Linked DNA regions of Mus musculus: region 2 is linked to region 1. A link is a contact called in ENCODE Hi-C or POLR2A ChIA-PET data. All regions are on one chromosome and are shown on one strand. The core of a region is the stretch at or near the end of the contact, and the rest is flanking DNA. Distances in the headings are between cores, read along the strand shown.

Evidence for each region. Hi-C counts contacts between places; a loop is a spot of excess contacts on that map. ChIA-PET counts read pairs that join two places held with the same protein, here RNA polymerase II (POLR2A).
Region 2: POLR2A ChIA-PET joins it to region 1 with 19 read pairs in embryonic stem cell. The contact joins the enhancer-like site here to the promoter of Chst11 in region 1. A Hi-C loop is called at or near these places in 1 of 37 maps with a recorded cell type or tissue (left cerebral cortex). POLR2A ChIA-PET finds 5 or more read pairs at or near these places in 2 of 5 experiments (both embryonic stem cell).

What each region holds. Positions count from the first base shown.
Region 1 is chr10:82,983,526-82,989,145 of GRCm38, forward strand. Chst11 (carbohydrate sulfotransferase 11) reads left to right here and starts at 1,972. Exons shown (of 3, transcript NM_021439.2): 1 at 1,972-2,457. The coding sequence starts at 2,340.
Region 2 is chr10:83,017,895-83,023,854 of GRCm38, forward strand. The region is part of intron 1 of Chst11 (carbohydrate sulfotransferase 11); the gene reads left to right. Among named protein-coding and RNA genes, the nearest start is that of Chst11, 35 kb to the left of the region's middle. Within about 2 kb of position 2,162, at least 1 of the 3 ENCODE cell types and tissues checked has a DNase peak (open chromatin) inside an H3K27ac peak, as active enhancers do.

The sequences.
Region 1 (5,620 bases), core at 722-3,221:
GAGAGGAAGTCACCTTGATCCTTCAGGAGAGTTCTGTCTATAGGGCACAGTGGCTGGAGGTGGGGTCGGATCTGGAGCACAGAGGAGGAAAGAGAAGCCCAGTGAGAAATTAGGGGATACTTCCTGGAAGACGTGGCAAGTCACTGGCACAGCCTCTTCCGATTCTGTATGTTGGGCCAACCCAGATTTTGAGGATGCAAGCATGGATACCTGGCAAGGCTCTCCGTCCTTCTCCGGCACATGGTTCAACTCAATCTTCCAAAACCCCCAAAGACTCACATTTCTCACGTCTTCCTTGGGTGTGTGACTACCCAAACTGGCTTATTATGAATGTCCAGGCTCAACAGTGTGGTTTTCTGCCTTGGGCAGAAAGATGATGGAATGAAAGGCATGCAAATCCCTCTTCATCGTGCTTTGGTTAAAGAAGATAATGGCACGCCTGTAATGAGCAGCCCTGCAGGCCCTCTGGGGGATATGCCCCTACAAGGGGTCCATCCTCCCACCCAGTGCACTAGGAGGAGACTATACAGCAGTGCCTACTCACATCATGTGGGGACTCCCTGGGGAGTGGCTTGTATTGGAGCATGTATATCTCGGCCACCTCAGCAAGCAACTCATTCATAAAGGAGCAGCAAAATAATACTGGCTACATAAATATCTCCCTGTAATTGACTCTTGTCTGAATCACAGGAAGCCTGCGGACTTTCTCTGCTGAAGGGAAAACTTCAGGAGAAGGAAGAGGAGGTTTGGAGGCGTTTCTGGATACATGTATCAGAAAGCAACTTGTGAGTCTGTCAAATGTGAGGGGAGGATAAGGCCCATTACATTCAGATTCGACAAGAATTTATCAGTGCCCCTGTGAAGAGACACATTCAAAGGTACAATGTCTTATGGAATCCAGCATTCTGTAAATGCATTTAATGGTAAAGTAGAAAGGTCAGGCTTTACAATAACCCTGCTTTCCTGGCATAAAAGTGATCTCCTTATCATTGACCCGCGTCCACCTTATTGATCCTTGGCCACCCAAATGCATGGAGCTGAGCATTTAACAACATTTTACACAATGCAGGTAAGCAGCGCCATCTTTCTCTCTACCTGCCAAGGCTAAGCTGGCTTGGATCTCCCCCTCCCAGCCTCCACTCCCAACACTTTGTTGGACTTTTAGGGGCGTCTTTTCACATCCGTCCGACTGATTCTCATACACTTCGAATAAATTACAGAAAGCTGTACCTTTTGGTGAAACAGTTTTAAAAGCTACAAACCCGCTTTGCCCCGAGGGGTGCGGGTGAGGGCACGTGTCAGAAAGGCTAGCAGCGGCAGTCACCAGATCCTGGGATGCCGGAACAGTTTCCCTAACCTTGACTTTAAGTCCGCTCTCTTTAACCTCTTTGCAAAAGCAGCCCTCAAGCTGAGCTGTCCTTTGAAAGAAAAACGGAACTGCCCAGTTTTTGATCAGTATGAGAAGGGCATCCGCTCTTAGGGGAGCGTGGGGCAACTTCCCCTGCTAAACCGCCCAGGGATTGTAAATGGTCGCGTGTCAGCAGGGCTCCTGTTTGCCTCTGTCACCTAACCTGCTTCTCGCCACACCGGAGAACGGGTGGCAGCACTACAGCATCTTATTCATGGTTTTCCCCCATCCCGGTTGTGTCATGGAAACGTTCACGCAACCTCGAGACAGCGGCCCAGCTCCGCCCAGGGACTGAGGGCTTTTGGGACCCTGCGGGAGCGTGCTGCGCACTCCGGACTCCCCGGGAAACAGCTGGACGCGACCACGTCTCGGGTAGGGGCGGGGGGAGGCGACGCTCCGCCCCGGCGCGGCCCCGCCCTCCCCGCTCGCCGGCGCCCTCCCCTCGCCGGGGGCTGCGAGTTGCGTTTGGTAAAACCCAGCCCTGGAATATATAGATCACTGGAGCGCAATGAAGTAGCTTTTGGCGAGGGAGGGAGGGAGGGGGGCCTGGACAGTCACAGAGGCCAGTGCACGGCGGCGGCGGCACCTTCCTTCTCGCATCCCGGTCGCCCGGCCCGTGAGGAGGCAGCGGCGGCCGCAGGCGCCAGCAGAGGAGGCGGCGGAGCATCGAGCAGAGGCGAGGCGGACCGGCAGGAGCGCGCGGCCGGAGCCACGCATCCTCACACTTGCACACCAACTCCTGCGCCTTTCACCCTCTAGACCAGAGTCGGGGCCTCGGAGAGCCTCGGTGAAGCTAGCGGGAGCCAGCTCCGGAGCCCAGCCAGCTCTGTTCTGAGCCTCCCCGGTGCTGGTACCCCCGCGGCGGGGTCCCCGCTTCTGCGCTCGGGACGCGCCTCCCGGACAGCCGGGTCCCCGCGGCCAGGACAAAGCCATGAAGCCGGCGCTGCTGGAAGTGATGAGGATGAACAGAATTTGCCGGATGGTGCTGGCCACTTGCTTCGGATCCTTTATCTTGGTCATCTTCTATTTCCAAAGTATGTTGCACCCAGGTAGGGGGCGCGTTAGCGTGGTTTTGTTGGATATTTTCTCCTCTCTCGCTCTGCTTTCTGCTTCTTCCAACCTCACCTCTTCCCTTCGGCCTCTTCGGGGCTCTTTACTGCCGGGATCCGCGGGTCACGGAGTTGGGATGGGAAGAGAAGGTGCGCTTCCTCTTCCTCCCATCTCCAGGCTAGAGGTTGAGACTGCAAGGAGAGACAGCGGCGCGTGTTGTTGCCTCCTTTTTCTTTTCTTTTCTTTTCTTTTTTTCTTTGTGTCTTGTCTATTGGCTAGGTGGCATAGAAAGGTAGGGCTTGTTGGAAGCTGCCCGGGTTGATGGGAAGACTACAAAACTCTGTCCGGGTTGCTGCTGAGGGCTGAGGTGAAGCAGGCGCTGGCAGCCGGCTGTTCTGCGCCAGGCAGCGCTGCCTCTTCCTGGTTGGGGACCCCCGGGCGAGTGGTGCACGCCCCGGCTGGGTAGTGAGTCCCTGCAGCCGCCTGGGAAGCCCCAAGCCCAGCTACCACGTGTTCCAAGCTCAGCAGCAGAGCAGGTGTGGGGACAGAGTGGGTAGGTTCCCTGCTCTTCTCTCCATCGGGGGAGATATTTTGCGAAAACACCCCAGGGTCCAGCACGGTGGTGACTTTGCAGCTGTTGCTCCTGGGCCTGGTCTACCATCTCCTGGCCCCAGACCCCCCAGCTAGGAACTCCAGAGCCTTTGGGCTGCACTTTGACCATCAAAGCTCTTGGAGATACTTTGTGCAGTTTCATCCCTTCTTCTTGGGTTCTGAGCATTTAGAGACTTCTGCAGCACAGGAACGAATCCTTCCTCACGTCTTCTCTGGCTTAGGCTAAATACCAAGTCTCCTATCAGGATAGGCAGGGCCTAGGCACCCCTCATCCCGGGGGTCCAGAAGGAAAGTTTGGTGCTAGAGAAGAGAGGGGCGCCCTGGAGTGCTCTGGCCGGGCTGTGCTGCATGGTTTAGAAGCCCAACAGGTAGGACTTTCTAAGACGGTTCTGTATGTGGCCACCCAGCCTTAGACTTGGGAACCCCTTTCCCCATTTCTTCTGGATCAATAGACCTGTACTGGGTCACCTTGACATATTTTGACTCCTCAGAGTCGCTACAATAATCATTTCCTTTCCTAATAGCAGGGAGGAAGGGGGTGGGGTGGAAACACGTATCTTTCCAGGGAAATAAGGCTGTTTTTTTTTTTTTTTTTTTTTTTTTTTTTTTTTTTTGCCTCCCGCCTTCTTTACGTGTATAGCTAACACTTTCAGTAGACTCAGCCGCGAATTCATCAAGCCAGACAGAGCCGTAAAGCTGTTCCTTGCATCAAACAGGCAGGGATTCCTTGACAGCGCAGGGACAGACTGGCCTCTCTTCCTTTTGGGGCTCACAACAGTTGTTAAGGAGGTCTGGCTGCCAAGAATATGGTCTTGTGCTACCCGGACACCCCAGCCAGTCCTGGTAAAAGATGGCTTTTGTTTGCAGCTCATATTTTTAGTCTAATGTCAGCAAACTCCTTACTCAAACCTGTGGTTGTGAAACTTGTGAGAGAATTTAAAAATGGACTTTGCTGGCATTCTGGGTTGCAAGAGGGTGGGACCAGACACACGGGCATCTCAAGAGTGCCAAGCTCCAGGGGCCACCCAGAACCAAGCCAGAGGGCTAGAGGACAGGCTGGTATGCAGATATAATGAAGCTAATGCTGTTTAAACAAAGGGCCCAGTGATTTGGTCTAGACTTCAGAGCTGTGTTCAGGCCTATTCAAGTTTTGCTGGGATGGTGCGTGCCCGGTAATTCTCAGCAGAAGTGCTTAGACCAGGAGTGTATGGAAGGAATGTACGTGAACCTCTGTGCACCTGTAAGTTGTCCATCAGAATTCCCTTAGCATGAATCCTGTGGTGAACTACGAAATAAGCTTTACTCAAGACACGGAGGAAAAAACTCACAACCTGTAGCCAGGGCCTTGCGTTTCCAGCTTTCTAATCATCAGAATTTAACTTATCAATTGACTTGGAAGTGGCTGTAGGGTTTTTTTTTTTCAGTGTAGCCTTCTGGAACTTTTAGCCTTGTCCAAGCCTGTGGGTCACTGAATACTGTCTTTGATCCTGCTGGGCCCTTCCCTTCCTGGTCTCCTTTCTTTTCACTAAATGACATTTGTTTATAATTCATATCACCAGGAGCCTGCTTTTGCTGAGCCCTCTTTTAGTGCCAGGCAAATGCAACTTTCAAGACATCGACCTGGATACGAACCTACAGACGTTTGATTGAAAGTTCTTACTTGAAATTATACATAGTGCCGCAGAACTCCCTGTCAGTACTAGTAATATGGGCATAAATTTATGATTTGGAAACAGTGTTGTTTTTTTTTTATCTCTTGTTTTTTTTCATTTTGTTAATATCTATGGTTGATAGTTGAGATCAAATCGTTTTTTTTTTCTGCTTTGAATTTTTAAAAAAAGATTCTAAGAGAAGATTTATTTTAAATTACTCCCTCCCTTGCGTGTGTGTGTGTGTGTGTGTGTGTGTGTGTGTGTGTGTGTGTGTGTGTGTGCAGTGCCCATGGAGGTCAGAGAGTGTGTTGGATCCTCTGGAACTGGAGTTACAGATGGCTGGGAGCCACCTCTGTGTGAGTGCTGGGAATTGAACCAGGGTCCTGTGGGAGAGCAGTGTCCTTGACTTCGAGTTGTTTCTCTGACCCCTTAAGAATTTTTATTTTTATGTGTGGGGGTGGGGTGGAACCTACATGTGTGTGCATGTTATATGTGTGCAGGTGCCTACAGAGGCCAGAAGAGGGTTTGAACACCCTAGCGCTGGAGTTAAAGGTTGTTATGAGCCACCAAATGTGGGTGCTGGGAGCCAAACCTTGGTCTTCAGCAATAGCAGCAAACTCTCCTACCTGGAGAACCTGCTCTCGCACACCCCCACCCCCCCTTGAATTTTAAAGTGACGAGTCTGTGAAGTCCCCTGGTTACAGTCAGTCTTTTTACCTGGGGAATCTCTCGGATCAGATCTGAAGCCCTCTGGCAAGGGTTCTCTGGATTCCTGTCTGTGAGATAGAAAAGCAGTTCCGTGAAGGAGATGAACTCTTAAGTTTCCTTGCTGGCTGGAGGGTATGCGGGAGGGAAAAAAATGAAACAAAACAAAAAACAAAAAACAAACAAAAACCAA
Region 2 (5,960 bases), core at 912-3,411, 35 kb after region 1:
TTCTATAATGAATACCCACCGCCGTGTGCGTGTGTTAAATTAATGCAATGCTTCTTAGCACGTGGCGCTTGTCTTAGAGGGGTTTTCTGAAGAGACACTCTGTAATATCCACCAGAAATTAATGTGAAATAGCTGTGTTTCTGTTCCCTCATCATCACACCTCCTGTTTTTTTCATGAGGTCCGATCCCAATTCCTCTCAGGCTCTGTAGAATTGATGGTCAGCTGCAGTTAGTTCCTCACGCTTCTCGTGTTTGTGTGGGTTATGGTATTAACAAATGCCTCGGGTTACAGTATTTCAAGTCAGGAGACCAATTCCACCCTCTCATCTGCTAATGCTATCAGTAAATAACAGCGCGGGGCTGTTCTAGCAAACAGGACTGCGGCTACGAGTGCTCCCCGCCCTCAGATACGTTCTGTTAATGGTTTTTCTTATTTTCCTGCGATAAAACAAAGTCTCTGTTAAAAGCCACACTCATAGACTAATCCCCAAAGCGTATGTGTGTTTCTTTTTAAGCAAGACAAGGAAAACACTCCGTGTTGCCTCCTGTTACAGAGTCCTGGTGTCTGTAGGTTGGTATCTGGTGCTTTCTCGTGATGGTGGGACGGGTGTGTGTGTGTGTGTGTGTGTGTGTGTGTGTGTGTGTGTATGTGTGTGTGTGTGTGTGCGTGTGTGTGTGTGTGTGTGTGTGTGTGTGCGCGTGTGTGTGTGTGTGTGTGTGTGTAGCTGGAAGAAATTTTCCATCTTGAGAGAGCCTCCCAGGGCTCTTGGGGACATGGATGCTGGGTTCCTACTGAGCTCAGGCTTGTCTCTGTGCTTCTGGTTGTAAGTTAATCTCCGTGTAACAGGGACACATAACACCGGTACTGATGGTGTGGGGGTGAGAATATGTCCCTCACAGGGCCTCATGGGTACACAACAACTGCTCATTGCTTTAGAAACTGTCACATAAAGGATGGATTGTGGTGAGCTGTTTTTTTTTTTTAAATAAAAGATTATGTTTTTTGTTTTTACATTTAATTGTTTATTAGTATGAGTGTGGGCACACATGTGTCACAGCACATATGTGGAGGTCAGAGGACAACTTTCTGGAGTTGCTTCTCTCCTAATACCATGTGGGTCCCCGGATTCAAACTCAGGGTGGTAAGCTTGATGCTTACCTGCTGAGCCGTCCTGATGGCATTTAAAGGCCAAGACAGTGTAATGTAGTGTAGTGTGTGTGTTTGCATGTGTGTGCATGCGTGTGGTGGTGGTTAAAGGTTGCTAGTTTCAAGGAGATTCAGGATCACCATGGTCACAGCCCCTCTGCCTGTGTCTAGGAGGGGGTTTCCAGAAAGGTTTAATTGAGGAAGGCTCTCTGTGCGTGTGGGTGCACGTGCCATTGCATGGCTCAGAATGAATGAAGAGGAGAAAGCGAGCCCATTGCTGTTCATCGCTCCCTGCTTCCCAACTGCAGATGCAATGTGACCTGGGGTCTTTCTCTTCCTGCCGTCCCTTCTACAAAATAATGACCCATCCCCCCCCCAAACTGTGAGCCCAAATAAACCCCTCATCCCAAAAGTTGCTTTTGCCAGATATTTTTTTTTCCATAGCAACTCCCCTCCCATATTAACAGATATATACAGACAGAGCAGAAAGGAGGCCCCGTGATCAAAGCGTGGTGCAAGCACACACGTGTCGGCACTTGCCTGGCCCCACTCTGCCCTACCCCAGCGATCAGGGAATATCTTCCAAGTCATCACCCGTCCCTCTGTCCTGCTATCTACCACAGCAGCTGTCTGGCTCCACCTTCCATCTCGGTGACAGTTGCCACTTCTGATGTTCTTCCCCCTTCTTGATCTGTGGTGTGAGACTCTCAGCTTGGAGGTGCTTGCCCATCACACACATAAGGCCCTGGCTTTAACAGCACCCCCAGCCATGTGCATGAGGCTCTGCCTTCCCAAAGCATATGTTTATTCTATTTTAAAAGCATCATTACCAACCATTATTGAAACAGGCGGGTAGGATGGGCGGGTAGGATGGGACAGAGCTCTTAAGCTGCCAGGGTGGGCTTTCCTTTACTTTGGTTTTACCGGCACAAAGCCCACAAAGCCGGAAGAACAAAGGGCTGTGCGCACTGGAACACTGATGCCTCCTGACCGGAATCAGCTCCCGTGGAGGTCACGTGAAGGCTGGGTCTTCAGGGATGCTTTTGTTGGAAGCGCCCTTAACAGGCTCATTACGCCGCAGATTGCACGTTGTGTGATCTGGCTTGTCAGGAAGGCAGCCTGGCTGTTTGTGTGAGTCTCAGTGATCTCTGAGATCCACTCCAGGAGATGGGGGAGTGAGTTCAGAGAGCTTGGCCACTTAGCCTGACATTGCTAAGTTCCCTCTAGGGGGTTACTCCCTGTTGTGTTCTTTTCAGACAATGGTAAGAGAGAGGGAACTTCATTTTGAATTTCTTATGTCTCTCTCTCCCCACCATATGTGTGTGTGTGTGTGTGTGTGTTCTCACACACATTTGAGGAGGCCAGAGGTTGATGTCCAGTATTTTTTAATTGCTTTTAACTTCATTTTTGGGGGTGGGGAGAGGGGTTGTCTTTCACTGAACCCAGAACTCCCCAGTTTGCTAGAGAGACTGGCCAGCAAGTTCCAAGGATTTCCCCCACGCCCCTAAATTGGAGTTACAGGTGTGTGCCACCATGCCCAGCTTTTACGTGGGTGCGAGGGATACCAGTTTGGGTTTTTATGCTTGCTTTAACCCCGCTCTCCTGTGGCCTTTGCTCTCCCAGTCCTACCCTTCAGTGGCTCACTGTTGCCTGTCATTTCTCTCTTGTCTAGCTCCCACCCGGGATCTAGTTTAATTTAGGTCCCTGTGTGGGATATAATTTCTTTGTGGGTAGGGGCAGTAGTTCTTGTTCTTCAATTCTTACAGATTTCAAAGAGGTGAGTGTGGGCCCGGCAAGTGCCTGTTGGTTTTAGAAGAAGTGCACACTGTTCCATCCTTATGCTACTAGGAAAGTGGGCTGTGGTGTCGGCATGGCATTAGCAGAGACTCCGGGTGTATGGCTTTTGGGCAGAGTCAGCCAGAATAACCACTGGCACTCCAAGAGCTGCTGTGGCAGAACTATCTGTCACCTCCTTCTGGTCTCTGTCCACATGAGTATAAAGGAATCAATGAGCCGATACCTGGGAGCAGCCATTGGGTATCAGAACGTAAGCCATGTGAGAATGCCAGAGACTATGCGTTCTCCAATCTTGACTCCACTGATGAGACACTAAGAGGAGACCTGGAGGGGACTGGGGTGAAGATGCACCCCGTGACTGCAAACAGATCCATTGAGGTGTGTACAAGAGTGGCTTGTATATGAAGAAGTCATAATTCCGTAAGTCCCATGGATGCATATGCCGCACAGCGGGAAGCTCAGAGCCGGACAAGTTCAGCCCAGGAGACAGAAGAAAGAAGGCAGGAAGGGAGCCAGGCAAAACCAGGGCCAGGACTGGATGGTGGCTCGCTCAGTTGGTAAAGTGCTTGCTGTGTAAGCACAGGGACCAGAGTGTGACCTCTAGAGAGCAGACAGGGGATTCCTGTGATTGGTTGGACAGCTTAGCATCCGAGCAAGCTCCAGATCAGTGAGCAATCACGCCTCAAAAAGAAAGAAAGACAGACAGACAGAAAGAAAGAACGAACGAACGAAAGAAGAAAAAGGTGGGGGGGGGAAAGGTGGAGGATACCTGAAGTCCTGCGCTGGTTATCCCGTGGGGGCGGGGGCGGGGCGGGGCGGGGGCGGGACTGTGTGTGGCCCTGTGCTGCCTTCTACCCTTTTCCCCCAGCATCCTCCTTGGGCTCTTCTGCCACATGGGAGCCTTCTATGAGCCCCCTACAAGTGTGATAGGCAGCCGAGGGCTCAGTGGGAGAAGTGCTCAGTAAGCAGGGTCTTGTGGTACTAAGCAAGAGCCATCCAGCCATGCACAGTTTGTCTGTGTGCTTCTAACCCTACACCTGGGGTGACCCTTAGACTCTCTTCTTGTTGCTGTCTTCTGTACTCTCTGTCCTCCCGGGTGTTTTGTTTTTCCCTTGGATTTGTCAGATCAGAGGCTCAGGTGTTACTTCCCCACGTCTCCATAGGACGCTGGCTGTTGTTAGCCTTCTCCTGTTTTATTATTTTACACAAGTACCCGGAAGCTTAGAGCCTGGCCCTCACTTTATTTCCAGAATGTGTGAAATTGTCTTGCTTGGATGGAGGCACCGGCTACGGGTTTGTTGGCCTTACAGTTTTCTCTTTGGCAGGTGAGAGTCCAGATGGGTTAGCTCAGACATAGTGATATGCAGCACAGATAGTTTCAAATGTCTGGTTTTCAAGTCACATGAATGATACGGTTTGAGAGGGCAGAATAGCTAAGCATGCTAGAAATGAATGAGAACACAGACAATGAACTTGTGAGTTCCATGTTTTGCCTGCTGTGCTGCCTGGTTTTATGTTAGCTTGACTTAAGCTAGAGCCACCAGAGAGAAAGGATGCTCAATTGAAAACACTCCTTCATAAGGTTAGGCTGTAACAAGCCTGTAGGGCATTTTCTTAATTACTAATTGATGGGAAGGACCCAGCCCATGGTGGGTGGTGCCATCCCTGGGCTGGTGCTCCTGAGTTCTATAATGGTCTGAGCAACCCAGTAAGCAGCAGCCCCCATGGCCTCTGCATCATTCTGGGAGACTCAGAGGCCGAGCCTGCTAGGAGACAGCACCATTGCCAAAGTGGGTGGCTACTTGGGAGATTTTTATTGTGCAGTTTGGGCCCAAATCAAACCAACCCCAAAGTCCCGCTGTACTCTCTAGGCCCAAGAGAAAGTCCCCAGGCAAATCCTGCCTTAATCTACTCTGAGTTATGAGACTGAATGTTTCATTTTAAGAAAGTAGGAACTGTTGGTAAGTGACAAAGATGTGCCCACAGATGCTCTCAGGGTGACAAGTGACACTGATTGCTTGTGTTCAGACCACAGATTGGCTGCTTCTTAATGGAGAAGTCTTTGGCAGGCAGTTGACTTTCTCATCCTTGCATGCCTGCCTATACACTAGATTGACAAAACCCACCCTTAGAATTATGTGTTGAGGAGCAAAAGCTAACCTATGCAAGTGCCTGGAACCACCCTAGATTAGAGTCTGAGGGTCTTGCTTAGAAACTTGCACTTGATATCTGTGGCCTTCTGTTTTCAAGGGCTGTCCAACCTGATGTTCCATGTGCTGTCCTCCTTATCCAGCCTGGTGCTCCACGTGCTGTCCTCTTTGTTCAGCCTTGTGTTCCATGTTCAGGCCTCCTTTTCTAGTCTGATGCTCCATGTGCTGTCCTCCTTTTCTAGCATGGTGCTCCATGTGCAGTTCTCCTTTTCTAGCCTTGGGCTCCCTGTGCTATCTTCCTTGTCCAGCCTGGTGCTCCATGTGCTGTCCTCCTTTTCTAGCGTGGAGCTCTCCTCCACGGTGCTGGTTTATGATGGCGTTGCCCTGCTCCTTTCTGTGAATTCTGGCTACCACAGTCTTAGCTTGACACACAGGATCCATTCCCTTCTTCTGTGGCCAGAGTTTGCTTCAAGAGCTGACCAGAAAACCACAGGTCTGTGGATAAGTGAATAAAGACTTACCAGGAGAAAAAGATCGTTTTATGAGGAAAGGGGGAAACATTATTGGGCAGATTGTTGTATTAAAAATGGTGACACACTTTCTGGGCTCAGCCTTGTGCTTTTGAACTCAGGAAGCTCATGAAATGTTGGCGGTAGCCAGTAAATGTTAGCTTTTCTTCCTGGCTGCAGAGACCGTTTCACTGATTCAGCTGCTGTTGGGGTTATTCCAGAGCTCCGGCTGTCTCTACTGGGGGCATGTCCATCCCCAACCCAGGCCACATCTGTGTAACTAGCATCTTGTACAGGACACGCAGGACTGGTTCCTCCAGGATGCTTTTAGTATCTTGTGAGTTTTTGCATCTGAGA